Linked DNA regions of Homo sapiens: regions 1, 2, 4 and 5 are each linked to region 3. A link is a loop called in an ENCODE intact Hi-C map of the cell type or tissue named here. Cell type or tissue: K562. All regions are shown on one strand. Each heading gives the region's core, and the rest is flanking DNA. Links, peaks and the distances in the headings are about the cores only.

Region 1 (6,036 bases), core at 593-5,592, 110 kb after region 3:
TTCTTGCTGATGTTTTATTTTTATTTTTATTTTTTTATTTTTTTTTTTTTTTGAGACGGAGTCTCGCTCTGTCGCCCAGGCTGGAGTGCAGTGGCGGGATCTCGGCTCGCTGCAAGCTCCGCCTCCCGGGTTCACGCCATTCTCCTGCCTCAGCCTCCCAAGTAGCTGGGACTACAGGCGCCCGCCACTACGCCCGGCTAATTTTTTGTATTTTTAGTAGAGACGGGGTTTCACCGTTTTAGCCGGGATGGTCTCGATCTCCTGACCTCGTGATCCGCCCGCCTCGGCCTCCCAATATTTTTATATTTTGTGTGTGGTGACAATGTACATGCTTTAATGTGTACTGTTCTAGTAATATGTATGAAGTAGCTGTGACATAGCAGTCAGTTTTAAAGATACAGACTATAATTGACTACTGTCAATCTTTAACAAGTGATCTTTTTGCAACTTGGTTTTAGTGGGGTCTCTGACGTTGTCCCCACAAGTTTCATTTTAAAATCTATGCTTAAGTGGCAGTTACCAATATAATTAATTCTGCTGCTGAATTTGGTTCATATTGAATGTGGTAACCCTTATATGTGGATATATTCAAACATGTGGATTGATTTAGATCATCCGTTTTGTCTTTGTTTTTTAGGACTTTGCTATTTCAATATTAAAGATGTCTTTTGAATACTGTAGCAGCAGTAGAATCCCTATGTTCTTGAAAATGCAAAATGTAACATGAGTTGCACATAGACTCTCTAGCAGTAGAAATGGAATATTCTAAGTGCAGAAGTTTGGTTTTAGAATCTGTTAAGGAAGGACGGCCCAATCTTTGAAAAGGTACAGCTTTCTCAACTTTGAACATCTGGGGGAACTCTTCTTGGAAGTCTGAATTTTAATATCTTTAATCCAATGGCTCTAAATTAACAAACATTAAAAAATGGATTTCGTAGAATCAAATTATTAGGGGGAGCACTTTGCAAAGCCATATACTGGTGAATATATACTGGGTCAAGCACCACATGTTAGTTTTGGAATGTGTATTTCCCAGCGAATAGAATTTACTGCTCCAAAAAGCTTTTTTGGCATAAATCACAATACTTACAGAAATATAATTGTATCATTGAAAAAAACAAAGCTCACCTTCCTAATGATACATTTCACAAACTGCACATTAGGGCAATTTCTTACTTATGAGGAGGTACAAAGAAATACTCTGTCAATATAGTATAACTGCTTATTTCAAATTGTATCTAGGAATGAATAACTACTATTATTTAAAGTACTACTGAATTTTGAGGAACTGATCAAAGAATTAGTATTATTAATAAAATTGTACTATTTGCAATATATTTGCCTTGGCACAAATGCAGAGTTAAAAACATAAAATTATAAAAAAAAATAATAGTGATTGGTTGTTACTACTTTAAAATCCTACTAATTTCCATTAGCACTAAATCAAACAGCACTTATCTGTTGTATACAAGTAAAATTTTGAAAGACTCGGACACAAAATGAAAGGCTTTTTAAAAATGTCTTTGCCATAACAGGTTATATGACCTCTTGCTAATTGTTATATTTCCTTAGGGGCACTTTGAGGCTCTTTCAAAGACATCTGCAGCAATTAGGTCTAAATTTAGAGTAGAATATTTTGCCAGATATTTTACTATATCACAAAATGTCATACTACTGTATTTTATAATAAAACCAAATTCTCAAGTATTCTGGTATGTTACATATTAATATACCAAAACATCACTTTCTATAAGTCTATTATTATGTACATAATATTTTTAAAAATAATGGGTATTTTGGTCCTAGTGAAAAAGTATAATGCAATACATGACATTAATCTTTAGTCAAAACCCATTGAGGTGTCTGACAGGGAAATTAGCAATCATAAGCTATAAGATATATATTATTTTCAAGGACAAAATGGCAAATGATAATACAGAAAGACGTGATCACTGGAGCAAGTTAGCTGGTGTGCAGACTAAGAAGGATCAACTTGCAAATGCTCATCAGAATTTAGCTTTTGTTATTGGTTGTTCTGCAGGGGATAGTACTAGTCAGTTGATATTGCTTCCCTTTCATGTGGGAGTTTGCTCACAGCCCACTGCATGGTATAATGAAATCTCTATAAGCAAGATAGAGTCAGAAGCTTAGAGATGCACTTTATGGTTTTTACAACTGCTGTTACAATGTTCTAAACACTGTGATCTTTCCAAATGTGTTTTCTGTATTCGTTTTGTACTGTAGAAAATAATTCGCTATAAACTGGACTTTATAGTGTTTAAAGCGATGTTATTTATTGGCTTATTGCCCCTCCTTATAATACATTTATGTACAGTACACTTAATGTAAAACCTGTGATAATCCTTTGCCTTAAAATAAAATCTAATGCTAAATATTCAGTGTCCTGATTAATAATTCTAAGCTACCAATTTTTCCTTTAAAGCTAACCATGATGTCAAGTAAAACATTACACAAATACTCTGTGGAGTGTTGCTGCTGATTCTGTATTTGTGGCAGTGTATGTATCTTGGCCCAGGACATGGTGGCCTTCTGGGTTCTATAAATAGACATTAGTAATCCTTTTAGGGAAAGGGCCTGCTACCTCTCAGCTGCTGGCTGAATCTGCCCCTTAACTCATAAATGGATTTTCTCATGCCACATAAAAAACAGAAAAACAGCCCACCACATTCTCTCCCTGTACCTCTTTTTTGGTTTGATTCCTTTTGAATCTTTATATTCTATTTGTGTTTACATTATTTTCCTAAATAGAAAAATGCCAGAGATGCCTGAAGATTGAAATCACCCAATTTCAACAGGGGAAGAGATCTTATAATTATTTAAGTCTAATCCCTTTATGGAACCTGAGTTTCAGAAAGATTTAGTGACTTGATCGAGGTCTGAGGGACGGGGGTGGACTGAGTACATCCTGATATCAAGAAGATGGTGGAAAGTTCAATGGGCTAAAAGGAGTTGTGTTAGTCTTGGTATTGGCACACCAATAAGCAGAGGTCTGTCTTGGAATAAAAAAAACTACTTCCTTATTAGGCCCTGATCTTTGCCCTGAATTACTTACAGTTACAGAGGAATATATTTTGTAGGCAGTTTTTCTGGGAGGTAAGGACAGGTTCCTAGAGACGATCTTTGACGCCTTTTCACCACTGGAAGCAATGCTTCAGACCACTGTATTTGGAAGACAAAGGGACATGCTCACATGGCACAGTGAAAAGTGAAATCTTTTCCCACTTGGTGGTGGGTGCATGACAATATACTTGCACTTTGAAAAGCCTCTGTGTGGTCTGGTTATTTTTAAAAGGCCAGAAATGCTGGCCCTTTGAAGAATCACGCGTTTCCTCGGCCCAGAAAATAGACTGGGCTAGAAAGGCGCCCGGACTCCAATTCTGGGCCCGGGTGGTTGCAGTTTTTCAAAGGGATGTGAACGGTTTCCCAAGATAGGACCCAAGGGACTCTAGGACCCAGAGGCTGCGCGCGACGCCCGCAGGGCGAACTGCATCCTTTTGAGCTCCCGCTCCATGGCCTGAGCCGTCGTAGGGCGCGGGTTCGCGGCCCGCCAGGGGACGGTCACCACAGAGACGCAGCCGGCACTGGCGAGCGAGCGAGCAGGCGGCGCACGGAGCGCGTGGGCGTGTCCCGGCGGGGCTGCGCAGCTCGCCCCACCCCACCCCACCCCAGCCAGGTCGGCCGCCCCCACCAGGTCCAGTTCCAGAGCCCAGGCCGGTCGGCCGGGCCCGCGTGCCCTCGGCGGGCTGCGCAGAGCGCGGGAGCGGTTTGGGGCTGGGCATGCTGGGAGCCCCTCGGGCAACGGCCGCCGCCGCCACAGCCACACAGCCGCCGCCACTGCGTCCGTCCCCGGTGAGCGCCGCTGACGCGCGGAGATGAAATTCCCGGCCTCGGTGCTGGCGTCCGTGTTCCTGTTCGTGGCCGAGACAACGGCGGCGCTCAGCCTGAGCAGCACCTACCGCTCGGGCGGGGACCGCATGTGGCAGGCGCTGACGTTGCTTTTCTCGCTACTGCCTTGCGCGCTCGTGCAGCTCACGCTTCTCTTCGTACACCGCGACCTCAGCCGCGACCGCCCGCTCGTACTGCTGCTGCACCTGCTGCAACTTGGGCCCCTTTTCAGGTGCGTGCAGAAGCCCAGAGCCAGCCCCAGGCCGCAGCCTCGGTCCTGTAGCCTGATCTCCCCACCTGCTCGAGTGGAGGGAGGCGGTTTTCCTGTGGAGACAGGTGGCTGAGCCCCAAGCCGGTCCGCCATGCCCCTCAGCCCCATTATTCCAGTCAGGAACGCGACGAATCATGGCATAATGGTTATAAAGTTGGGGCACACTGAATTCCTGTTAGGTTCCGTCAAATGAAATAGCCAACATTCAACTGAAATTGACCAACAAAAATGGCAGTTTCTTGTGGTTCAACCTCATTAAAGACATTGGTTTCTCTGGGGTCAAGTAGGCTCTGACAGGATTGGCTTGTGTTGTCACAAACCCTTGGGAAGTGTGTTCTAAGCTGTGGTTACGGGGACAGCATGTACAGGTGATTTAATTTTAATTTATCAAACACATGGAGCTTACTGTGTGCCAAGCACTGTTCTAAAAGCTTTAACAGTATTTAATTCTCATAGGGAAGTCAAGAAATCCATGCACCATTCTTTTCTCTTGGTGGCGTTACGAATATTATGGGATATGGAAACATATGGGGTTCTAGAAATGTCTTCCGGCCCTGGCAAACTTATAAACGTAGCCATTAAAGCTGGTGCACAATGCACCATGAAAACAAAACTTGCTGTGTGTTAAGTAAAGAAAAACTGTTGGTGACATTTCTGGAAATTAATTTTTATTAACACAAAGCAAGTAGAAATACATGGTAATAAAACAGACTGGCTTATCTAAGGAGTTTAAAATGTGTTGTTTTAGTACCTTTCATCACTATAGGAAAAGCAAAACAAAGGCCGTCCATTTGGATTAGAAATAAGTTTATAATACTGAATTTTAGACATAGGCGACAGAGGAATTTGAAGAGATGGAAAGGCCAGAGAGACACCTCAGCTGCCAGAAAATTCAGCTAGCCCTACCAGGAAATCTCTCTCTCTCTCTCTCTCTTTCTCTCTCTCTCTTACACACACACACACACACACACACACACACACGCACACACACACATTGAGGAGCAAGATAAATTTTACAAAGTTATAATTTTTTTTTTTTTGAGACAAGGTCTTGCTTTATCAGCCAGGCTGGAGTGCAGTAGCAAGATCATAGCTCATTGCATCCTCCACCTCCTGGGCACAAGTGATACTCCTGCCTCAGTCTCCAGAGTAGCTAGGACTGCAGGCAAGCGCCATCATGCCTGGCTAATTTTCTTTTTTCTTTCTTTTTTTTTGTATTTTTTGTAGAGACAGAGTCTCCCTATGTTGCCCAGGCTGGTCTCGAGCTCTTGAGTTCCAGTGATCCTCCTGTCTGGGCCTCCTAAAGTTCTCTCTATGTTGCCCAGTATGGTCTGGAACTCCTGAGCTGAAATGATCCTCCTGCCCAGGCCTCCCAAAGTGCTGGAATTACAGGCATGAGCTACCACGCCTGGCCATAAAATTTTTGCACCTCATATTAAAGAAAACTGTTCCAGCTGACACACAAACTACTGACTTGTAGTTTGCACACAGTCACAGCAAACTTGGTGAACAAATTTCTCAGCCTCCAGAAGCTGCAGAATCCTAGAAAGGAAAATAAACAGGTACACTGGCAGGAGTGGGAGGTTGCTGCTGACTTCTTGATAGCTGGGGAAGAGTCTGGGGAAAAAGAAAGGGAGGGAGGGGAATTTTAAAAGTCCTGCAACCTGGAGCCATTTAGTGAGGAGAGAGTTAGTCCTTCCTAGCCAGGTAAGCCCTGTGGTCTGGACTGTATTCTTGCTCAGTAAAATAAGTGTGATCTGACTTTGGGCAGGGCACTTATCATTTCTTTCTTTCTTTCTTTCTTTCTTTCTTTCTTTTTTTTTTTTTTTTTTTGAGACGGAGTCTTGCTCTGTCGCCCA
Region 2 (6,036 bases), core at 520-5,519, 140 kb after region 3:
AGAAACCACTTATTCAGTGTCCCTGAAAGGTATTCCACCAGCCTCTGCTTGATTATATTCAGCAGTGGAGCTGTCAGTATTCAAAAGACACTTCTATTGGTGAAGTACTCCTTGTTAGAAATTATTTCTTATATAATAAGAAATTAAGTGGGACTTTTCCTTTTCCTGCAGAAATGACATCTGGCCCATGTGCTGAATATATTACATTCAGAAAAAAAAAGCCACTAAGGACTGGCCAGTCTTCTTCTTTCAGAATTTTCTGAGAGTGACAAACTAACACTACCACAGTCAACCTCACATACCCCTACCTTCCAATTCTAAAAGGACTTACCTGGGGAGAAAGGGCAGAAGAGAATAGGATCTTCTGTAACTTATTTATGGTGAGAGGTTACTTCCTCCCTTCCAGAAGCCACTTAAAATAGAATTTCAAGATGAAGGGTGCTAGCAACAAGGGTAGCCAAGCCACTCCCTGGCTTACGAAGCTGGGAACCCATAGGCCTATCTAACAGTTGCTCACCTTCCTTAGAGATAGCTTGTTGTGTGTACCCTGGAGTTTAGGAGTATTTATAAGCATAGCGACTGAGGCCTGCTTTTCATTTGTAGATTCCTGAAGGAGGGAGACTTGAGGGAATAGCCTGGAGTGAATAAAGACTGTGGTGCCATATGCCTGGAAAGGGGGTGAGAGGTCTCTGCTGTATCAGCTAGCTATTGCTGAAAAACAAACCACCAAAGACTTAATGGTTTAAATAACACATTTATTGTTGCTCAATCGTCTACAGCCCTGTTGGTGTGTTAGGATTCTCTAGAAAAGCATTATATAGGTGTATAGTGTGTGTATATATATATATATCTCCAAATATATACATATATGTGTATATATATTTCCAAATATATACATGTATACGTGTGTGTGTGTATATATATATATTTCCAAATATATACAAATATGTGTGTGTGTGTGTGTATATATAGTCCTCTTTGCTTTATCAAATCTTTACATGACATATTTGCTTTAGATATATATTTTTTTCCTTTCTAAGCAATAAAATTTATAGTATAGTTGGGGCACCCTGTGAGTCTTCCTTGTCATGATTTCAGAGTTTATCATTCTTGTGCATGATTTATAACTTTGCTGCATAGGCACAGTATCCATAAATAGGATATATTGATTTTGTAGGTCTTTAAACTTTATCACACTGCAAATAACATTCTGAAACTTGCATTTTTTTTCAGTCAACATTATAGTTTTGAGAACTATACACATTGATGAATGTAAACTTAGTTTATTCATTTTTGTGGCAGAAAAGTGTTCTATTGCAGGGTGGCCAACCTTTTTCTGTAAAGGTATGGAAGAAAAATATTTTAGATTTTGCAGGCCATCTATGGTCTGTGTCACATATTGCAAATCCAAGAAAGAAATAACTTGTATATATCTGATAGTAGATTGGATGCCCTGGTACTTTTTTCACTTTATTGGCTTACATTTCTAACAACAATTCCATTTAATGGTTTTCTGCACCAGAGGTCATTTTCAGCTATAGTCAGTATAGTATACATAGCTGCTATAGCAACCTAAACAATGGTCCATATGATTGTGTAATGGTGTATGCTTATTATAAGATTATATTAAGTCTACAAGACTTGAAGGTGGGTTCATATTCATTCCTCCTAAATTAAACCCACCTCCAAATGGGCCAGGGGGGAGAATGCTTCCATCCACCCACCAAGAGTTTTCACTTAGGTTTGGCTTTGGCATGATGTCGGCTCTGATTTTTTCCTGGAGTTTGTGACCACAAGTCAATGGAAGTTACTTAGTGGTACACAGCGGGAAGACATATGCCTCCTACCCACCTCCACACAAGGGTGTCTTGTCAAGGCTGTGCCTGAGTTTAGGGAAACGTGTAACTGCTGCTTATATAGCTATTTGAATAATCCAATATCCAGTATAGACCTTCTGATTCCTCACCCACATCTCTGTAAAGTAAGTAGGTCTTGGTAGTGCTGCATAGAATTAGAGGCACTGAGCAGGTATAATCACACACAGAAGAAGTGATATCCTCACAAGGTCCAAACCATTTATTGTTTATTCTTTATATCCTACCTGTTTCTAAAAGGCTTTCATGTTGTTTACAACCATGGACACATACCAAACATGACCATAAAATAAGAAGAACAAAAAATAAAGTATTTGAAAAGAGGGAAGGGAAGATAGATTGGGAGGAAAAGTACACTGAGGATTATTGTGGTAGTTGAAAAGATTAGTGGAGGTAAGAATGTGCATGCAAATATTTGTGAGTGTCTGTGGTTCAAGGGTTGGCAAAGGGAAAAATACAAGAAATTGCTTCAGTCATGGAGGATCTAATGGCCATGCTGAATTATTTACAAGGTTCACTGTACATGAGTAGCTACATTTTAAGAGGATTTGTGATGCCTTGCCCTACCTGAAAATCTGCAGTAGAATAGAGAAACTCTATCTTGGGATTCTGAGTGGTCTTGCTACCATTTTGCTGTTAGATACCATTTTGCTGCTACCATTTTGCTGATAGAGGGCCCCATACATGAGTCTAGGATCTTACTTCCTTGATCTGGCTATCTAAAGGAAGAGTTTTTTTGTTTGTTTGTTTGTTTTTTTGGTGTAACTCAACTCACTGATGTCCCTTTTCTCTGCCTGAGGCAGGATGATAAGGAAGGAGGACAAGTTGCTAGGGCAGATAGAGGGATCTGCTTCTGCCCCACTTCTCTCTGATCATTGGTTATTCCTTGAGAGGCAATTCTCAGAAACCAGCTTAGCATAGTGAGGCTTACCCATTCCCGGGTGCCTGACCAGCATGATTTCAGAAGGTCTTTACATATGAAATATTCACATAATAGAAGACAGACGTGAAATTTGGGCTCAGTGGAAGCAAGGAAGAATTGGACAAATCCTCAAAGTACGCTTGGTGGATTCTCCAGACTCCTTAGGGTCCTGGGCAGTTTTAAGGGTAGCAGACTCCTTCCTGCCATCAAGTGATAAAAGAGATAAAATGTGGAGCTGAGACCACTGCTAGGGAAATAGACTAATTATATTTATTTAGGCAGAAGAGCCTACTGGTTAAGGCTACGATTCTGGAGCAAGACTACTTAGGTTGGAATTCCTGCTCTGTTAGCTGAGTGATCTCTGGAAAGTTACTTAACATCTCTATGTCTCCACTTTCTCATCTCTATTATGAGGATAATAACAGTATCTACTTTATAGGATTGTTGTTAGAATTAAGTGATTCATACCTGTAAAATTCTTACAATAGTCCCTTGTCATGAATTAAGAGTGCAATAATTTTTTGCATAAGAAAGATGAGCTGGAGGAGATCTTGTCATCCAGGTACTTAGGCAAGAAATCGAAATACAGCTGGGAGAAAAGAACAAAATCACTCAGGACCTCTGAGGATTATAGAGTATACAGTTATAATCACATCATGTGGGTTGTGAGTGATGGGCCATAGTATTTGTTCTCACAATTCTGAGAACAAAACAAGATATAAATATGTATTGAAGGAAGAGTCCTCAATTTTTGACTAAACATCTGGTAAACTGGCAGATGTTCAAGAGAGATTTTGGTAACAGTGAGATCTTAGTCAGTAAGACTTTAAGAATTTTCTTTTAACAGTACTAGGGTATCATACTGGTTATATCTGCAGAATGAGTTTTGCTATAGTAATCTAAATAGGGGTTTATGTAATGTCTATTTTCTACTTGGCATTTTGCCAGGGTAGGGAAAAATATCTCTGAAACAACTTCATTGTAACAATGAAATGATAGTCCTTTTTGCCTTTAAAAATTGTAATCTAATAAACATTTATCGAGTGCCTACTAAGTATAGTAATAGTGTACCTAGTTTTTTCAAATACATATTATTATTGAAGTATAAAGTACACACAGAAAACTATACTCATCATAAGGGCAAATCTTGATTTATCACAAAGTAAACTTACTCATGTAGTTCTGTATCCAAGGTGAGAAACAAAAGAGTATCAGAATCCCCAAAAGACTCCTTATGTTTCTTTTCAGTCACTTTCCTCACCCACCTCCCCCAAAGGTAACCACTAAGCAGAAAGCCGACTTCTCACACTACAGATTATTTTTTCCTGGGTTTTAAAATTTTATGTAAATGGAATCAGGGTTCTGGTTTCTTTCACTCACACTGTATTCATGAAAGTTATCCATATTGCAGTTTGTAACAGAAGTTTGTTCCTTAGCATTGCTGTATAGGATTCCATTGTATGAATATACCGCAATGTATTGATACAGTCTGCTTTTGATTAATATTTAGGTTATTTCCAGATTGTGACTATGACAAATAATGCTTCTGTAAATATCCTTGTGCGGGCCTTTTAGTACACATATATATGCAGTTCTGTTGCATGTATATGCAGGAGTAGAACTGCTGGGCTGAAAGCAATGTCAATGTTTAGCTTCAGTAGAGACTGCAAAGGCAGTTTTACCATTTTACACTCCCATAAGCAGTGTATGAGAGTTCCAGTTGCTCCATATCCTTGCCAGCACTTGGTTTTACTTTTTGTGATGGAGTAGATGTATAGTATCTCATTGTAGTTTGAATTTGCATTTATGACTAATGAACTAATTTTCTTTTCATGTCTTTAGTGGCCATTTTAGGGGTATGTTTGTGTGTGTGTATGTGCATGCATACACATGTGTGAAATGACTGTTCAGGTATTTTCGCTCATTACAAAACTGAGTTGTATTTACCCTTTTGGTCCTTGTTCATACCTTCTTGTATCTCCATGCTTCCACATAGGATCATTTCTTGTGGGCCTGAAATACTACTTTTAACATCTCTCCTTTAGTGCAGATCTGCTGGTGACAAATTCCCTCTCCTCATTTTTGTTTTGACAGAAAATGTATTTCTTTTCCCTTCATCTTTGGGACTGTGTTACTTCCTACTTTTAGATTATCATTCATCTTCCAGCTTCCATTATTTCTGTTGAGATGCTACTGTCCTCTGTCATTATTGTTACTCGTTTGAAGTTCATCTGTCTACTTATACTTTCTGACTGCTTTTAAAGACTTTCTCTTTGACTTTGGTGTTCAGCAATTTTAACATGATATGCTTAGTTGTGGTTTTCTTCATATTTACCTACTTGAGTTTTGTAGCATTTCCTCAATCTGTGGTTTGATATTTTAGCAGTTTGAGAAAATTCTCAGCCTTCATTGCTTCACATATTATGTCAGAGCCATTCTTTTCTCTCTCTTTCTCTCTTTCTCTCTCTCTTTTTCTCTATCTGGGACATTTCCACTCTACTGTAAGTTTTTCATGCTTTTTCTTTCTCCATTTGAGTGTTTTCTTCTGACCTACCTTCTAGTGAGTACTAATTATCTTTATAGCTGTATCTAATCTGCTATTAAACCTGTTTATTTCTTAATTGTAATTATGGTATTTTTTTAGTTCTAGAATTGTCATTTGAGTTTTTAAAATAGTTTCCAGTCTCTGATAAGTTCCCAATTTTGTCACACAATTTTAAAATCATATAAATTATAGTTATTTTAAGTCCATGTCAGATTATTACAAAATCTGTATCTCCTACAGGTCTATTTTTATTATCTATTATTATTTTTGGATTTTGGCCATTTTTTGTTGTTGGCATACCATGTTATTTTTAATTTAATGCCAGGTATTTGTAAGAAAAAAACTAGAGAAAATTTGAGGCTCTGCATGAACTATCTTTCTCCAGGAAGATTTTGCTTTTGTTTATGGCAGTCAGATGGACTAGATGCAGATCAACTTGACTCAGTCATGACTTGAGATGGTTGAAATCTATATCAATCTTTGCGAGGGCTTAATCTCTTTCCAGTCATCCTTACTCCTGATGTCCTTTGAGTTTCTACTAGAAAGCTTTGGGTGTACACCAGGATCATTATGGGGCCTGAATGTCAATATTTGCTCCCATACCCACCAGCTTTGAGAGATTTCTATAAGTTGTATTCATATTATTTGTTTCTTAGTACTCATTTTCATTTGGGAAAATGTCTTGAGGGAAAAGG
Region 3 (6,036 bases), core at 740-5,739:
GTTGGCCAGCTAAAAGAGAAGAGACATATGGGCCAGAGGCCAGTCACCTCAGTCTCCCCAAGCAAGACCCAACCCACCTCCAGACACCTGAATGAGCCCAGCCAAGATCCTAGATGCATAAACATTAAATTTACTGCCATATGCTATTAGATTTTGTGATTGCTTTTCATACAGCATTTTGGGGCAATAGACAGATGACACAACTGGGAAAAAGTGGAAGAGCTCGTTTTCTTGGAGACGTGTTTACACACAGTTCTATTTTGAAGCCAGTTAGCAGATCCCTGTTGTTGTTGCTGGCGCTACCTCTAGGCTGGAGTGTTTCGAAGAATAATCAGAGTCAGAATTAATAGAGTTGCCTCTAGATTCATGACAAGGGTGAGTGAGGTGTGGAGGAATGAAGTGGAATAAGGCTTCATTTCTGCTGGTAAAGGCTTTATTTTATGTTTCCTTGTCTGAGGGGACAAAAATCACCTCTAATGTCTGTTATGGTTGAGGGATGAGGAAGGAAGTCTCAAGGAGAAACTCAACATTCCTGTTGCTTCTTTGATGCCTTTTCCTCCTTTAACATATCAAGCTCCCTGCCTAAAAGTGGACTTTTATCATTATTATTATTATTAAAAATAAACCTGTTTTGGCAGCATCAAAGGGGGACGATGGCCATACTGTCCTTGAACTATGTGGATGTGTCAGTCCTGGCAATCATGTTGGCAAACTAAGGTTCTTTCCCAGACTACATCAAGTAAGGGTGGAGGGGCAGGGTATTTAATATCTGCTTCCCAATCATGGTGACATTTAACACTTCTGAGGAAAAAAAAATGCCTCCAAACTGGCCTTTCAAGTAAGTGGAGTAGTTACTCTCCCCACAAAGTATCAGAAACTGTTCTATGAGCCACTTACTCCTTTATGTCTTGCACAGTCCCTATCAAAAGTCAAATACTCCTGGGAGACGTGACCTCTTTAGTCTTCAAGAGTCAACACTTTGGGAAAGGCAGAATTATTTCAAACAGCTGAGCACAAGAAAGGCAACTAGCTTGTGTAATTGTTCATTTTCTGTTTTTTCCTACTGAATTGTAAGCTACAAGGGGTCTAGGACCATGTCTATCTTATTCATCCCTCTATTTCCAGGTTTCAGGACACATAGGAGACCCTCCACAACGCCCTTGGGAAAAAAGCAGAAGAGGACAAACATGGGAAAAGAAGGGAGGGAAGGGGGAGATAAAAAGCCTAATTAAATTCTCACAGAGCGTTTATCCTAATATTAACTAGTTAATGACCTCAAGATATGTATTGAGCTTTTACTATGCACGCATGGCAGGAGGGGCGTGCCCCTTCCTTGCCTTAACCTGGTGTGGTTCTTTGACTTTTTACTCCTGTATACTCGAAGAAAACAATACAAAAATCAAAGCTGGGAAAAAAGTTCCTGTATGGGGTATTTCACCGTTTTAATGCATTAAACATGATGTGCTCAAATGCCCCAGCCTTTGGGATTGAAACATTCATAATGAGAACTCCGAAGCGACCAAGATGAAATACAAACTTCAAAGAAGGCGCCCAGTTTTGTCTTGCTACTCTAGCCTAGTTCAGTGGCGCCTCAAACTTTAATGTGCATGCGAATCACCTGGCAATCTTGCTGAATATTCAGATTTGGAGTCAATAGGTCTGGAGTGAAGCCTGAGATGCTGCGTTTTTAACATGCCCCCGGGTGATGCTGATGCTTCTAACCCAAGGACCACACTTTGAGTATACAAGGGACTGGAGACCATCACCTCTACCGCCAGGTGTGTGTATGCTGAGTCCCAGCGTTCCAGATCAGTGTCCCGCACGTCCTCGGCCTTCTGCCAGTAGGGGAGGAGTCGGGGGCGGAGCGGGAGGAGTGGCGCGGGCCCCGCGTGGGTCCTGCCAGAGATCACCTCGGCCCCTTGAAGAGGCAGCCAAGCTGCGGCGGCGCAGGAGGGGGCGGGTTCAGCGAGGGCGCGGCCTCTGAGGGGGGGCGCAGGACACGCATCCCCCGCGATCGCCCGGGCCACTCGGGAGCCTCGCGGCAGCCCGGCGCCCCACTTGGCCATCCGCTCCTTGCCCGCCTCCTCTTGTCACCTCCCGTCTCATCCTTCTCGCTCCTTCCCCGCCGCATACACCGGCATCCGAGTGCCTCAGAGAGCCGGAGGTGGTGTGCGGGGCTGCAGGGCACGACTTCAAGCGGTCCTCAGCTCCGCACTAGGGGGCACGGGCAACAGCATGGACACCAAGCGCTGCTTCGCCAATCGCTTCGATGACTACCAGGGCAGCCTGCTGGCGGGCCAGTGTGAGGAGGCGGTGGCGCCCTTGGTCACCGCCACCATCGAGCGCATCCTCCAGGAGCTTCCCCCACTCGGGGGCGGCGCGGAGGCCCGAGGGGCGACGGCGGGGGCTAGCGCCTGCCAGGGGGGGCTTTATGGCGGCGTGGCCGGAGTGGCGTATATGCTCTACCACGTCTCGCAGAGCCCGCTTTTCGCCACGGCCCGGGAACGCTACCTGCGCTCGGCTAAGCGCCTCATCGACGCGTGCGCCCGCGCTGAGGAGTGGGGCGAACCGGACGCCGACACCCGCGCCGCCTTCCTGCTCGGGGGCGCGGGCGTGTACGCCGTGGCCACGCTCGTATACCACGCCCTGGGCCGGTCCGACTACGTGCAGCCGCTGGGCAAGTTCCGGGCTCTGTGTGCCGTCTGCGCGCCGGTCTCCTTCCTGGAGTGCGGCTCCGACGAGCTGTTCGTGGGCCGCGCGGGTTACCTGTGTGCCGCGCTGGTGCTCAAGCAGAAACTCGCCCAGGAGGTAAGAGGTAGCCCGGGCCGCGGGAGGGCGCTCGCCGCCTGCCCGGCCTCCTTTCCCCGGACTCCGTGGCTCGGGCAGCACTGTCCCGAGTTGCTCTCCAAGTCTTTGTTACTCTTGGTGTGGTGCTAGCATTTCTTCAGTCCCTTGAGGTCTATCTCCTGCTTTTGTCCCTCTTCTTTCCTGTCGTTTTCAGTCTCTCATTTGTTGAGATTCGGCGTCTCTGCGCTTTGTTCGTGTTTTTACGTGGCATCACTCCAGATGCCTGTTAGCTTTCTGGGGGATGACAGTGTGGCCCTTTCAAGTAAGATGAAAACCTCAGAAATGGAAGGGATTTCCTTTCCTTTGACTCTGCTGTCAAAAGCTGAGGCATCCTCGAATGTTAGAGTGCTAGAAAGTAATGGAACTTTTCGGGGCCGATGTGGAGGTAAGTTGCTTCTGGAGCCCTGGGTCTGTAACCAAGAATAACTGCTCAGCTGTGGGTCTGATGTGTTTACTGTTTTGCTTACTATTCAGTTCAACCCATGGCTCTTATTAAATGCATATCTGATAGGAGTGTCCCCTTTAAAAATACATAAATGTAGACGGAAACGTACCCGGAAATGTACCCCATTGTGGTTGAATGTGCATTATTTCACTTAAAAATATTTGCTTAGGATGGGCAAGACCACAGCTTTCTTGACAGGGCAGCTTTTCTTGATGAATAACTTTACAGTGGCTCCTAAAAGTGAATTGGTTTTCACATACATATTTTTTCCTGGACTCACTTTGAAATCAGCATGTGGTTATTAGAAGAGAATATGCCAGTTCCTGTGGAGTAGGAAAAAGAACAAAACTCTGAAGGATCATAGTGACTAGAACGGAGAGAGAGGCACTTTCATTCATAATCCCCTGGAGCCAACTACTGTTCTAGGGAGGAAGTGACACATTTAACTTGGCTTTATTTAGGTGAGAAAGGCGTTTGAAGAAAAATTAAAGGTATATAGAGTGTTTTAAAAGAGTAATTAACTTAGATCACCTCTACAGAGGCAGACAGGGTTTTTTTTTAATAGCAGGTGAGGTTGATTCAAGTGAGAAAAAAGATTACTAAAGAATGTGCACTGTGTTAGCTGGGCAGCAAAGGTTTATGTCACAAAGTTGTCTTGAAATAGTTTGCTCTGCTTCTGAGTCACTGTTAACTGCCAGCAGTTTTTCAAATGCCCTTCCAGTTGTAGAAAACCTTTTAGAAGGCCACAGAGATATTTACATATCATTTGCATTGCATTTGCATCTGCTCCCCTCACCTTGTAGTCTGGCAGCAGGCAATTTTCAAATTTTTTTTTCCAATTGTTTTCCTTAATCTTGCCTCTTCCCCTTTCCATGCCTTGAGGCCTTTTTTCCAGAATGGAATGGGAAGAGTGTGTGACCACTAGATCACACAGGTGGAAGCAGACCAGAAGGACTCTGCCCAAAAACTGGTGGTTCAGGCCATTCTGCAACACTGATCCACACAAGACATCTATTAAGACCTCTCTTCTGCCCTCCTGCCAAACCAGGTCTTTTTTTTTTTTTACTAATCGAGTTGAGGTGCTTTGGCCCCTGCTCCCAGGAGATGGAACAAGCTTCAAGGATAGCAAAAAAAAAAAAAAAAAAAAACCCACCACCACCACCAACAAAAACAGGTCTTAACCTGAGCCTGAGCAAACCAGTTAGTTCCAGTGCCAGCTGCAGCTGTGTCAATTCAAGACTTTCTGGCTTGAAAGGTGTAGGGCAGGGGCTAAGCATGCCAGGCTGGAAGCCCTTTGAGGGGAAAGTAGAAGTTTTATACCCCATCCCCTCCCCGCAAATCCTAGCCAGCACAGGACTTTGTCCTCAGTAGGTGATCCATAGACCTTGATTAGATTGAATTGCGAATTTGTGTCATTTCTCTATAAATAATCTCTCAGTATGTCCTGGGTTTCTTCCCCTCCGATGTCATTTATATTCACATTCCTCTGGCAATTCCCTCAGTTATCGCTCTAATTTAGATCCTCCCCACATTACTGGGCACATCTTTGCCACCTAATAAATAGTTGAATGAATGAATCACCATATATTGGGATTAGTGCAATATACTTTGAGCTAGAATCTCCCACTCAAGCCGTTCCATCTACCTCTAAGAAACAAATATTTCAAAAGACATTTTTCATCATGTTATTTCCCTGCTCAACATACTGCAGTGGCTCCCTATTACTTTTTCTCCAGTGGCTTGTCATCTCACAAAGTTATGATTCTTAAAAATAGCCGAGAAGGCCCCACATGATCTAGCCTCCTACACTCCTACTCTACTCCTTGCTCATTCTTCTTCAACCACACTGGCCATCTTCCTGTTTTAGTTACTTTCCTGTCTCAGGCTGTTTGTTCTTACAGTTCTTTCTACTTGGAACACTCCCTCTAGATATTTATAGCTAGATCTCTGACCTTGTATAGGTGTGTGTGTGTGTGTGTGTGTGTATGTATATATATATATATATAATTTTTTTTTGAGACAGAGTCTCACTCTGTCACCCAGGCTGGAGTGCAGTGGTGCAACCATGGCTCACTGTAGCCTCGACCTCCTGGGCTCAGGCGATCCTCCTACCTCAGCCTCCCAAGTAGGTGACACCACAGGCATGTGCCACCACACCCAGCTAATTTTTTGTACTTTTTGTAGAGACAGAGTTTCACCACGTTGCCTATGCTGTTCTGGAACTCCTGGGCTCAAGTGATCTGCCCGCCTCAGTCTCCTAAAGTCCTGGGATGACAGTCATGAGCCACTGTGCCTGGCCTTGTATAGGTCTTTACTTCCTCAATGAGGCTTTTCCTGACTACCCTATTTAAAATTGCAACCCCACCCTCAACTTATCCCCCTTTCGTGATTTGTTTTACTTAAATTGTTTATTTATGTCTTCGCTGATTAGAATGTAAGCTCCATAAGGGTAGACATTTTTGGTTTCATTGATGTTCATTGCCAAGACTGCCTGACACATTTTTAGATGCCCAGCTTTGTGTGTGTTTGCAAATATCACTCAATTTTAGTGGTGTCCCATTTATCAATATTTTCCTTTACGGTGGTAGTTTTGGTGTCATGTTTAAAGAAATCCTTTCCTACTGCCAAAGTTTCAGTAAATATTTGTTAAATGAATGAATGAATGAATTATAGTTTCTTCCAATTATTTTTCATGGCTTAAGCTCAACCAATAAAGCAGTGCTTCTTAAACTTTAATGTGCTTA
Region 4 (6,036 bases), core at 696-5,695, 80 kb after region 3:
ATATTATTATTACTTTGGTTTTAAGAACTATTTTTGCACTCACTTAGTATTTTATGGCAGTAGTTCTCAACCTTGACCACTCTTTGTAATCCACTGGGGAGCTTAAAAAAGATCCCGGCCAGGCGTGGTGGTTCACGCCTGTAATCCCACCACTTTGGGAGGCCAAGGTGGGCAGATCGCCCGAGGTCAGGAATTCGAGACCAGCCTGGCCAACATGGTGAAACCCCGTCTCTGCTAAAAACACAAAAAATTAGCCAGGTGTGGTGGTGGGCACCTGTAATCCCAGTGACTCAGGAGGCTGAGGCAGAAGAATTGCTTTAATCCAGGAGGTGGAGGTTGCAGTGAGCCAAGATCGTGCCACTGCACTCCAGCCTGGGTGACTGAGTGAAACTCCATCTCAGGGAAAAAAAAAAAAAAAAGCCCCAATGCCGGGTCCCATGCCCAGAAGAGTCTTAGCATGTACCTTATCATGCACCATAGATGCAGGTATCTTTGTTATTTTGAGTGAAAGGATCTAGTATGGTAGGTAGGAAAACTGATGTGTTTATGTGAGGGATGAAACGACAAATGAAAGGTTTGGCTTTATATTCATATCTATTCTAGTTAGGCTCTTTTTGCAAGAAACTGAGACTCTCAAATGACTAAAAAGAAAGGGCGGAGTATGGGGGTGGGTATTGTATGGAAAATTGGTAGGAAGCCCTAAAGGGAGTAGCCCTAAACTGTTAGGAAGAGGGAGCTATAAGGACGAGCTACTTTTCTTTAACTTTCTCTCTTGGTATCATTGTTTCTTTTAGCATATCTGCTGCAGTCTCCTTTCACTCTCTTTTTTTTTTCTCTTTTTTTTTATTATTATACTTTAAGTTCTAGGGTACATGTGCACAATGTGCAGGTTCGTTACATATGTATACATGTGCCATGTTGGTGTGCTGCACCCATTAACTTGTCATTTATATCTCCTAATGCTATCCCTCCTCCCTCCCCCCACCCCACGACAGGCCCCAGTGTGTGATGTTCCCCACCTTGTGTCCAGGTGTTCTCATTGTTCAATTTCCACCTATGAATGAGAACATGTGGTGTTTGGTTTTCTGTCCTTGAGATAGTTTGCTCAGAATGATGGTTTCCAGCTTCATCCATGGCCCTACAAAGGACAAGAACTCATCCTTTTTTATGGCTGCATAGTATTCCATGGTGTATATATGCCACATTTTCTTAATCCAGTCTATCACTGATGGACATTTGGGTTGGTTCCAAGTCTTTACTATTGTGAATAGTGCAGCAAGAAACATACATGTGCATGTGTCTTTACGGCAGCATGATTTATAATCCTTTGGGTGTATACCCAGTAATGGGATGGCTGGGTCAAATGGTATTTCTAGTTCTAGATCTTTAAGGAATCGCCACACTGTCTTCCACAATGAAAAAAACCATTATTTAAAAAATTAATTATTTTATCTGTGCGGTTATGCCTTTAACTTGACATGCAGTTAAATTTGTTTCATTTTATGACTTTTTAAAGTCTTTAGAGTTGGCAATTTTGTTATTCTTTATAGTTAAGTTTATGTTTTTTAACTAATTAAAAGACTTACCAATATTAGAAAATAGAAATAATGTGAATATGCACACTCACATTCTTTTTATTTGTGTCCTTTTTCCTAATCCCTCTTTACTGATATAATAAACTTTCTTTTTCTGGTTTTTGCAAGTTTTTTTTTTTATACTTTAAGTTCTAGGGTACATGTGCACAATGTGCAGGTTTGTTACATATGTATACATGCGCCATGCTGGTGTGCTGCACTCATTAACTCGTCATTTACATTAGGTATATCTCCTAATGCTATCCCTCCTCCCTCCCCCAACCCCATGACAGGCCCCAGTGTGTGATGTTCCCCTTCCTGTGTCCAGGTGTTCTCATTGTTCAATTCCCACCTATGAGTGAGAACATGTGGTGTTTGGTCAGTCTCCTTTCACTCTCACTGCTGGTCAGTCTCCTTTCACTCTCACTGCTGGGTGGTTTATTCTGTTTTTCTCCATCACAGCCCCTGCTTACTCCCTGTTGACCTCAGTTTATGCATGGACCCATTCCTGACCTGTCTTCAGCAGCAGCTGGGATTGCTGACAGCTTCATTTTTTTTTTTTTTGAACATGCATTTCAAATTGTTGAGAGGAGGAATTTGATTGGCATTGTATGCCTTAGGACACTGGCACACCCAAGACTTAGTTGCTATTCGCATATTCAGTCAGTGCTGATGGGGGAGGGGCAGGAGGTGTTTGATGCCTAGAAAAAGAAATACAGCTAGCAAAGACTGCCACTTCCTGTAGGTAGGACTCTTGCCTTGGGAAGGAGTCAGTGGTGAGGCCAGCATTCTGTGGTTTGGTCCTTTTTATTGACTTTTTTTTTTCAAAGAAAGTCATCTCTCCTCTGCATGGAGGTAGTTCAGTCATAGCATGACTTTCAGGCAGGGCCAAGAAATATAGTATGAGCTTTATTGCCCTCTTGTCTCTTCATACTCAGGCCAAACCAATAGGAATATTTCACAAGGTCAGTAAAGTGAATCAGTTAAACTAAACAAAACGGTTTAAACCAAACCACCTCAGATTTGCTTCGTATTTTTGAAATATCTTAATTTATTTTAATTCAATGTAAAAAGAAAAGAATCTATTCCATCCAAAATATCAACAAATGCATTGATCTTAGGGGCTACAACTACAGGAGAGGGAATAATTTGGGTTTGTTTGGTGAAGGCCTGATGGCCAGGGAGCCCCGCTCTGCCATTCCTAGTCATTTTTGTTCCCCCACCGGAAATGCTGCTCCCTCATTCCCAGGATCTCAGAGTGTCTCAAAAGCACAGAGGCCATCTTTGGAGGCAGTGGGTGTGCTCATGCTTGTGCTCCTGTGTACTAGGGGCAGAGAGTGGAGGGATATTTGAGAAAGCAGACACAGGAGAACAAGCTCAAGCCCTTACCCCAGAATCTCAACTCCCTTCTTCTTTCTGTACTGTTTGTTCGGGGGCGAAAAATACTCTTCCTCAGTGTTCCCCACACACAGGCTTTTAATGAACTCTGTTTTTAGTTTTTATTTGCTGATCAGTAAACTGAGGGTAGGTCTTGTCTGTTCCCAGAGATAAAGAACTGCATGCATAACTGGTCTCTATCCAGCCGAACAAGCGCCGGTTTCTCTTTGTTTTTCACAGTGTTTCTGAGAGATAAGAGGAAACCACCCAGACATGATACATGACCATGGGAGGTTTTGAAATAATATTTTATAAACTCATTCCCTATTCTAAGCTGTGGATTCGGGATAGAAAGAAAGGGGGAGGGCACCACATATAGTGTAAGTTGATTTTTTTCTGGGTTAAAAATAAGCAGGCAAACACACACGTACACAGACATGCACACACACACACACACAACATATGAATAAATGTTCAGCTGGGGAAATAAGCCAATTTTCAGTTATAGGCATGAAAGTCAAATAGGAAAAATTTTAGTAGTGCAAATGAATACATCCCTGAAAATTCAGTGACTGTTTCCTACCACAAAAACTTCCTCTGTCATATGGATTCAAAATCAATATTGAGCAGAGCCAGATATATTCCCAGAAGACTATGGGATTCAATCAGGATAGAGTCCAATTAAGTGCATGCCCTTCAGGGCTTTTAGCAGGTTTCTGAGAAAGAGGGGTTGATTTGAGACAAATGATGATGCAAGATTTTAAGTAGTGTAAGACTAAACTTAAGATCAGTTGGCACTGATAAAGACACAAAGAGTAAATGTTTTCAATACCAAATGAAAATTATGGTAGCAATTTGAATGGTTGTATTTAATCATTTAGGAGAAATTTGCTATTAAGCTAAGGAAAGAAGACTTGGGGCTGATATGATAGGACAGTGGGGATGCAGCATAGGAAGATAGGGTCTTCAGGAATGTTAGGAGGAGTACACTTAAGAGACAGAGAGAGTGGTTAATAAAAGGGAAATTTAAGTTGAAAGCCATGACATCATTATTTCAGCAAATAGAAAAAAAAAAAAGAGAATGTAGTCTTACTGAAGCCGAGTCCATCTTACCTACTCTGCATTACTGTTTCTTTCTATCTCTAGGCTCATGAGCTTTAGTTGCTCTATTGTAGACTCTTGTCTATATCTCATCTCCAGTGCTGGATGGTAACTTGCCTGTAGGGAAAAAATATGTCTCATGGTTTCTCAAATTTCTCCACAACACCTAGTGTGGGACCTTACTGGAATAGTAGCTCAATAAATGTTAATTGGCAGAATTAATTAATGAATGGTATCCTCATGAAGTAATTATTTTTCCAAATTAAATGCTAGATTTTGGGAAACCAAAGCTGGATTATATTTTTTCCTTCTAATACCAGGTAAATCAGAGGAGCAATTTATGAATAAATCATTAGAAACTTATTTCAAAAGGAATTGGCTGGTCTAATGCTGGATATTGGGTAGGAAAATTAAATGTGTCAGTTTTAGGAGAGAGGCCAAAATCCAACGGACTTTTTATTGATCCCAGATTCATTCAATCAGACTAAACTTAGATGTTTTTTAGTTTTGGTTAATCTGACCAGTACGTTTCCTGTGCAGGTCTACCTTTTGGGAAGATTGGCTTCATGAGAGCACAGGTTCTGTCTATCTTGCTCACTGTCATATCTCCAGCATCCAGAACAGTCTTGCCTGGAATGTAGTAGAGGCTTAAGAAACAATCGTGGAGCGGAGGGAAAGAGAGGGACGGAGGAAGCGAATAAAGAATGAAGGGAGGGAGGGCTCTGAATTTCATACCAGTTAAACTGTCACTTATTTACTCACTCATCGGTTGTGAAGGACCCCCCTCAGACTCTGTGTTAGGCACCAAGGATACCAAAATTATGAGGTGCCACAGTGTTTGCTCTCAAAGAACTGATAGTCTAGTGAGAGAGAAAGAGAGAGCTCTAACACAACAGAGAGAGATCTAACACAACAGTGCTGTGCAGCAGAGCAAATGTCACTGTCATAAAGGGAGTGTGCCAAAGGGAACATCTAATTTGTCCCAGGAAGGGCAGGATGCAAAACATATGGCTAACCTGAGCAGAATCTTAATAAATGCAATGATGCTTTGAAGGCTTGAGAACCGTTTAATCTCTATAGTCCTAAAACCGACTGTGGACAGATTGAATAAAACATGGAAGACTGCAAGTCATTACATTTTAGCCATTCTCTATTCAGAGTCATTTTGATATTAGAAGTTATTTTGTGTTGACACTATTGGACTTTGGTTTCATTCAGGTAGTACAAATGCCTACAGTGAGTCCGTCATACTGCAGCTTATCACAGAATCATGGCTTTATAAGTACAGTCTTTATAAGCACAGTCTAAATAACACAAATTGAAGGTCTGATGTTTGGGCCAGACCTACACTGTACACCAGGAGTAACAGCTTTGTTAAGCATAATCAGTTAGGACCACTATTTGTTCTTTTCTGAGCAAATCCTTGTTCCTGTGACAAGGATTAATGATATGACAGCCATAAGGTAGTCTTTGTATTTTATAGCAACCTATAGCTGTAAAGGTGTGTGTTTTCCACCGAAATGGCAAGTTTTCTAAAGAGGGTAGGTTTGACAACTTGACAACAAAGGAAGAATCAGTGGTAAAAAAAGAATAAATTTTCGTTGACTAAGTTTATTTACATATAGTACAGGATTCTGTGGATATGATGCTAGACTTCTTAAGCAAGAAAATTCAGTGTCTAAGGAAAAAGGAGATCCTGCTTTGACTTCTACTTCTGGATTTCCTTATTCAGGTGCTGACTCCAGCACAGATCAAGTCAATTTGTCAGGCAATTCTGGACTCTGGGAAGCAGTATGCCATAAAGAAGAGGAAACCATTCCCCCTGATGTATTCTTACTATGGAACCGAATACTTGGGTAAGTGAAGGTGTTTGCATGGGCCTGTAGGAAGGAGAAAGTCTCTAAGATACTACCAAATAAAGGCTGGAAGATTTTGTTTTTGCCATAGGTCATTACTAGTCATTTAATAAGAAATACTTTAAAAT
Region 5 (6,036 bases), core at 394-5,393, 250 kb after region 3:
CTTTAGTTGATACTGAGACGTTTCCATCATTTCTACTGTCAAGCCAGTCAATTCTCAGTTAACAGCAAACAACAGACTACTAGCATTATGTTTTCCATCTTTCCCTCCAAATCTACACATTCAATAGGCACATGATTTTCTTCCCAAGTGACTATAGGCAACATTTATAACAAATGCTTTGCCTCTGCTTAACAGGGATCTTCATCTTTTCAGTCTTCAATATGTTTCCTTAACACCCACCAACCTACCACTCTGTCAAAGTCACTCATTTTAGATTTTGTTATAGTATGCCCTAGCCACTGTATCAATTTCTGTTTTACTTAGTCAGCACCTGGTTCTGCTGAAGTAACAACCCCCAAAATCTCAATGGCTTAAAGCAACTAGAGCTTATTTATTGCTACATTATGTGATCATTGCATGTTGACTGGGGCCAACATTTTTCTTTCTTATGGACCCAAGCTAAGATGGACTCTATCTTCTTGCTTCTACAATGTGCCTGGAACTTTACATACTTCATCTTGTTTAATCTTCACAACAATTATTATCTGTGCTTTCTAGGAGAGAAAACTGAGTCATGGAGATATTAAGCAATTTTCCCAATGTCATGCATCTAAGAAACAAATCAGTTAGGACTTGAATCTGGACAACGTGTTTCCCCCTAAGCTTACCCTATACCTTCGTAAGATATTTATGAAGAGTCATGGTAAATGAATGGAGATAATAAAATTGACTGGGATGGGAAGAAGGGGTAGGGGTTTATCTCAAAAACTGATCTTGGAAGAGAATGATAATTTCAAACTTAAATTTTAATTAGTGACAGTATATAAAAGCAAAATTATGTTATGATGTTAAACAAACAGCTAAAAATTGGGTGAGAATAACATGTCTCTATTTTAGTAATTCCATTTACTCAGCAAAATGCTTATGGCACGATTCTTTAATTTAGTGCAGTACAGCTTGTATGTCTAGGGCCACTGTGAGTCCTGGAGTGCCTGGGATTATCTGCGTAGATTGGACATGAAGGTTTAATGGCCATGAAACAGGCAGTATTGCTTGACGCCCTAGGATTTGTATGGGAGAGCTGAGGTAGACGCTCAACCCCCGGCAGCATTCTAGGTGGAAAAGAACCACTATAAAAGGAAAAAGCTGGGGTCCTCTCACAGACTTTGCTCCGGAAGCTGAACAGAGTGTGGTGGAGAGGAGCTTTTTGAATGCAGCACTGAGTAGTGTGTCCCTTTGTCCCCTGATGCAGGATGAGAGTTCAGGTGTCTGTTAACTAGTTGAGCTCCAGGAAACTGGGAACTGAGAACAGACTATAGAGGACCATCATGTTTTGAGGTCATGTGGAATTGTCTCTAACACTTGAGGACCATTTCCCAATCCAGCAAGTATCTGACATGGCAGAAAAGCACAGCAATGTCAGTGAGTCTGTGAGGCAAGTAACACCTGTAGCGACAGCTACAGCCAGAAGGGATGCCATCCACCTCATTAGTGTAGGACACAGATGATCACTCTCTCCTCCTTGCAAAACTTTCTTCACCTGGCTTTCAGGACCACACACACACTATTCTAGTTTTCTTTTTTACCTCACTGCCTGTCCCCAAGTCTTTCTTGTCCCGGTAAATAGAAACTCCATTTGCTTAGGCCAAATATTTAGCCTACCCCTGACTCTTCTTTCTCATACTTACCACATACAATTCATTATTAAATCCTGTCAACTTTCCCTTCAAGCCATTTCCAGAATATGATCCCTTCTCCCACACTTCTTACTATAGCCACAGTGACCATGTCAATCCTCTGCTCAAAACTGTCAGAGCTGCATCATCTCACAGATATGGTCCTACAAGATCAGATTTCTTGTCACCTATTTGATCTTATTTCCCATCATTCTCTCCATTTCTCACTGAGCTCCAGCTACACTGGCCACCTTGCTGCCCCTCACACATACTGAAACTAGTGCCACCTTAAGATCTTTACATTTGTGCCCCTCCCCAACTTCCTGGAATATGTGGCTTGCTCTCTCACCTCCTTCAGGTCACAGCTGAAATGCCATCTTTATTAGAGAAATATGCTCTGACAGTACCATCTAAAATAGCAGCCCTGCCACCATCCCCTCCTTGAATAACTCCCAATCTCCCTCTCCTATTTCTTATTATTACCTCTCTATAGCACTTATTGCCATCTGAACATATTTGTTTATTGTCTGCCTTTTCACTAGAATGTAAGCTGTAGGACAGAAAAGTTTTATTTGTTTCCTGAGAGCCTGGGCTTGTTTTGGCACACAGTGAATACAAAGTAAATATTTACTGCATGAATTACTGACCTAACCCCATGTTGCGTTTGTAGAAAGAGACCAGCAAAGGAGAATGAGTCTTGGGAAGTTAGGCTAAAAGAGGCCTTGGAAAGGCCACTGAGGAATCCAAATGAGACACAGCTGAGAGACCTTAAAAAAACAGAAGGAATTGGAATTCCAGTGATTTCTCTGAAAAAGAGTTGCTACAAACCAGAGACTGCTGCTGTTTTTCAGGGGCCTAGGAAATGTGGTTCCAGCATGATGAGTTTAAAGTTTGACATATTTTAATCAGCTTAGCAAAGGCATTCGTTTTATAGAAAAAGCTGGATATATGTGACTATATATCTTGGGTAGGGGGTCAAAATGAGCAGAGAGCCATCATTTTGAATCTTAGGGAGAGCACAAACTTCGAGGCTTACATTCACAATACAATCAATGGCATCCTTCTGTCCCCTGGTGGCCACACAGCTAAACTGCATGAAGAGATAAAGTCTTTGAAGATAAAACAAAACAATAATTTCAAGGTAATATCTTTCAAAGCCTGTACCAACCATACATGTGTGTGCAGTGCATGTGTGTGTGTGTGTGTTTTAGCATAAAGATCTCCCAAGGTTTCTTTTTCATGAAACATGTCCGTGCTGCCTTACTCTGAGTTCAGCATTAAAGGGGACCAGTTGAATGGAAGACATTACCCTGACAGCTACCTTTTGCTGTAAAACACACCCCCCAGTCCAGACCACAAACAAGCTCCTTTCATAGCCATCTGCCAGGTGTGTTTGTAGAACTGATATCTGTTGAAGCTTGGAGGTTTGTATAGGCAACCTTAAAGTCTGGGATTCTACAACTTTATGATGATTCTTTCTCATTCTATCCCCTTCCAGTCTATGAGTCTGGGCATCCCAAATTTTCCCACTTCAGGCTTTCACTTGTTGGAAGCATCTACATCATCTTTGGATTCACTTCTATTTGTCCCATTTTAGTTCTGCAAAACCTTACAACAAGTATTCTTGAAGAAAAAATACCAGAATAGATCCTGCACAGATGAAAAGAATTAATTTAGCATTGTATATCTGTTACATGCAAGCTTGTATAGATTTAGGTATGTGTAACAGATATCTAAATGTCTGTTCAATTCTTGGTTTGGAGTTGCTAGTCCATGATATTAAAGGTGAAAAAGGTCCTGTTCATTTTATAGATGAATTAAGTGCAGTGAAATGCTTACTTCAAGATCACATAGCCAATTGGAGGTAGAGCCAGGACTAGAATGCAGGCCTTCTTACACCTTACCAAATGCTGCTGTTGGCAGCAAAGAGACAAAGCTATCAGCATCGACGAAGCTGACCCCAGTGAACAGTGCTCCCTGTGGTTTTAGATAGTTCAACAAACCTCGTTCAGCTCAGCAAACAAGAAACTAAACTTCATGACATCCTTAGTTTTGCTCTGTGCCTGGCTGCCTAGACCTACCAATCATGATTTCCAGGGGATTCCAACTCCATGATATCTCTTACATTCATCAATTTTCTTCCAACTTCCACAGAAATTGCTGTGGTTCAGACGAGTCATCTAGAAGAAACCCTGTTGCAAGTTCTATACAGCACACATGTGCCAACACACACACACAGAGACACACACACACACATGCTTGCATGTACACAAACACACACACACACACACACACACACTACCCATAAGTATATGTAAAGAGAACGGCGGGTATTATATCCCAAGCATGCCAAAAACAGTAGGCCCAGTGTGTATGACTGTTGTGCTTTTTTGGGGGGTAAGCTGTGATTCACAATGAATTCCATTTTAGAATGATAATTTTAAGGGCTGGCACAGGATCTCTTTAGCTATATATGTATACATTGTATATCTGTACATGAGAGAGCCACTTGCTATTTTTAAGAATATTGTTTTCTCGCTTCTTAAAACAAAGTATTATTTTTAAATTACAGAAGAAACACTATTTATTAAGATTTGAAAGGTATACATCCTATAACCCAGTAATCTCACTTCTAAAGTGGATACATGGACCCAAGGAAGTTTGTACAAAGATATTCATAGCAGCATTGTTTTGTAAGAGTGGAACAGTAGAAACTACCTAAATGTTCATCAATAGGAAAATGAATAAACTGTGTCCTATCCATACTGTAGATACAGTATGGCAGCTAAACTCAACAAGGTGAGTCTGTATATACTGACATGAAAAAAAATCCCCAAGGCATACTGTTCCATAAAAAGAGCAGTCTGCAGAATCATATATATTATTTACAATAAAAAATACATTCATTTATTCATGTAAATGTGCAGAAAAGCCTGGAATCTTATACATCAAAATGACAGTATATTTTACCTCATGGGAGTACATGGGAAGGTGGGGGACAAAGAGAAGACAAGATGAAGGGCAAGGGGCATTTTAGGCTTTTGTTATATCATGATGTTTTGGCTGAAAAACAATATCATGTATTGTGTAATTTAAATTAAGTACTAAAAATTAATATGTAATTGTTTAACTATTTCAAATCATATAATACATAAAATAAAAAGTGATATTTCATCTTTACTTTTCCATAATTTATTTATCCCTTCCCCTTTTGGTGGACACTTTAAAGTTGTTTTCATTTTTTAAATTTGTTATTACAAAGAAAATTCTTCTTTGCTTTTTTTCTTTTTCTCACTCATGTTATTATTTCTGTAGTATAGATCTCTAATACTCTGGTCATGGAACATAAGCACTTAAAAATTTGACAGATGCTGCCAAATTGCCCTCTAGAAAGACTACGCTAATGATTCATAGAACATTAGTTCTGTCCATGTAAACTCCCTAGTTTACATTACCAAGCTTGCTACAATAGCAGTTGCACCCAGACGTTCTGATGGGGCCTCAAGTCCAGATGATAGCTGGCTTCATTTCCTTCCCTTTGTCGGTTGACCATTGGTGGAAAAAGTGCAATGTCTGACCAGATGGCCCAATCAATAGAGGGAGCTGGGGTAGAGTGAGAGGGGCTACTAGAAGACTAAATCTGCAGGAGCTATGAAACGCCGACAAATTAATGACCCATGGGCTACATGTGACCCACAGACATGTTTCTTTTGGCCTGTATAATGTTGGGCTACAGAGTGTGTAAAAAAATATGACTCAGTGGTAAGCATTAAAGGAACAGTGCTTAATCCCCAACTTGTGATGTTTTCTTTCAGGTCGTTCTCTATGTACAGATTTATCAATTCATATAAAACCCCTGATATTTCTTTATTTCCTCACTCCTTCCATGAGAGGTAAAATGGCTCCTTTTTCCCTTTTTCTTTGTAGCTGGTTCACCAGCAGAGCACGTTTCTGCCTTCAACTGGGCAATAATTCAAATTCTGGAGTTTAACATTAGAAAGACTAGCTGCCCTGAGATAAGTTCCATTCTGGAACAGAAAGGTAATATTTTTATTTGAAGCTATCTTTATCTTTGTCTCCCAATTGATTCAGAATTAAACTAGGAAAGAGATGTACTATTGATTGGACCTCCTTAAACCCAAACACCATGTTCTAAAATATGGAAATTTTGAAATTGAGAGATTGTGCATCATAATTGATATTTCTGGATTTTTTGAAAAAACTGGAAGATTAACCCTGAGCCCTTGTTTCTAAATTGTGTGCTATCCAACTTATCACAGTCCTTACTATTCCCTATTATCTGATACCTAGAATGAGAGACCACTGACATTGAGCCTCATGTGATAATAAAATTGTAGTA

Evidence for each region. Peaks named below come from ENCODE experiments on the same cell type or tissue, not always from the same donor. Only the 100,000 strongest peaks of a DNase experiment are listed, where the experiment ranks them.
Region 1: a loop joins it to region 3, with 6 times the contacts of the local background. A loop is called at or near these places in 7 of 110 quality-filtered maps.
Region 2: a loop joins it to region 3, with 2.8 times the contacts of the local background. A loop is called at or near these places in 3 of 110 quality-filtered maps.
Region 4: a loop joins it to region 3, with 5 times the contacts of the local background. A loop is called at or near these places in 2 of 110 quality-filtered maps.
Region 5: a loop joins it to region 3, with 12 times the contacts of the local background. A loop is called at or near these places in 11 of 110 quality-filtered maps.

Annotation. Positions count from the first base shown.
Region 1 is chrX:37,682,069-37,688,104 of GRCh38, forward strand. It overlaps LANCL3 (LanC like family member 3), which reads left to right. Exons shown (of 5, transcript NM_001170331.2): 5 at 1-2,395. It overlaps XK (X-linked Kx blood group antigen, Kell and VPS13A binding protein), which reads left to right and starts at 3,723. Exons shown (of 3, transcript NM_021083.4): 1 at 3,723-4,138. The coding sequence starts at 3,894. RefSeq lists a silencer at 3,465-3,844 and enhancers at 3,514-4,025, 4,026-4,535. In K562, for the core only: no CTCF peak of the experiment used is centred there; a DNase peak (open chromatin) is centred at 3,673; H3K4me3 peaks cover 1,590 bases.
Region 2 is chrX:37,714,190-37,720,225 of GRCh38, forward strand. All of the region lies in intron 2 of XK (X-linked Kx blood group antigen, Kell and VPS13A binding protein), which reads left to right. Among named protein-coding and RNA genes, the nearest start is that of XK, 31 kb to the left of the region's middle. In K562, for the core only: a CTCF peak has its summit at 2,570; a DNase peak (open chromatin) is centred at 2,702.
Region 3 is chrX:37,569,636-37,575,671 of GRCh38, forward strand. LANCL3 (LanC like family member 3) reads left to right here and starts at 2,026. Exons shown (of 5, transcript NM_001170331.2): 1 at 2,026-2,808. The coding sequence starts at 2,236. In K562, for the core only: a CTCF peak has its summit at 2,841 (motif pointing right); no DNase peak of the experiment used is centred there; H3K4me3 peaks cover 1,338 bases.
Region 4 is chrX:37,649,904-37,655,939 of GRCh38, forward strand. It overlaps LANCL3 (LanC like family member 3), which reads left to right. Exons shown (of 5, transcript NM_001170331.2): 2 at 5,785-5,908. Among named protein-coding and RNA genes, the nearest start is that of XK, 33 kb to the right of the region's middle. In K562, for the core only: no CTCF peak of the experiment used is centred there; DNase peaks (open chromatin) are centred at 2,888 and 3,188.
Region 5 is chrX:37,822,679-37,828,714 of GRCh38, forward strand. No RefSeq gene overlaps it. Among named protein-coding and RNA genes, the nearest start is that of DYNLT3, 22 kb to the right of the region's middle. In K562, for the core only: a CTCF peak has its summit at 2,752 (motif pointing left); no DNase peak of the experiment used is centred there.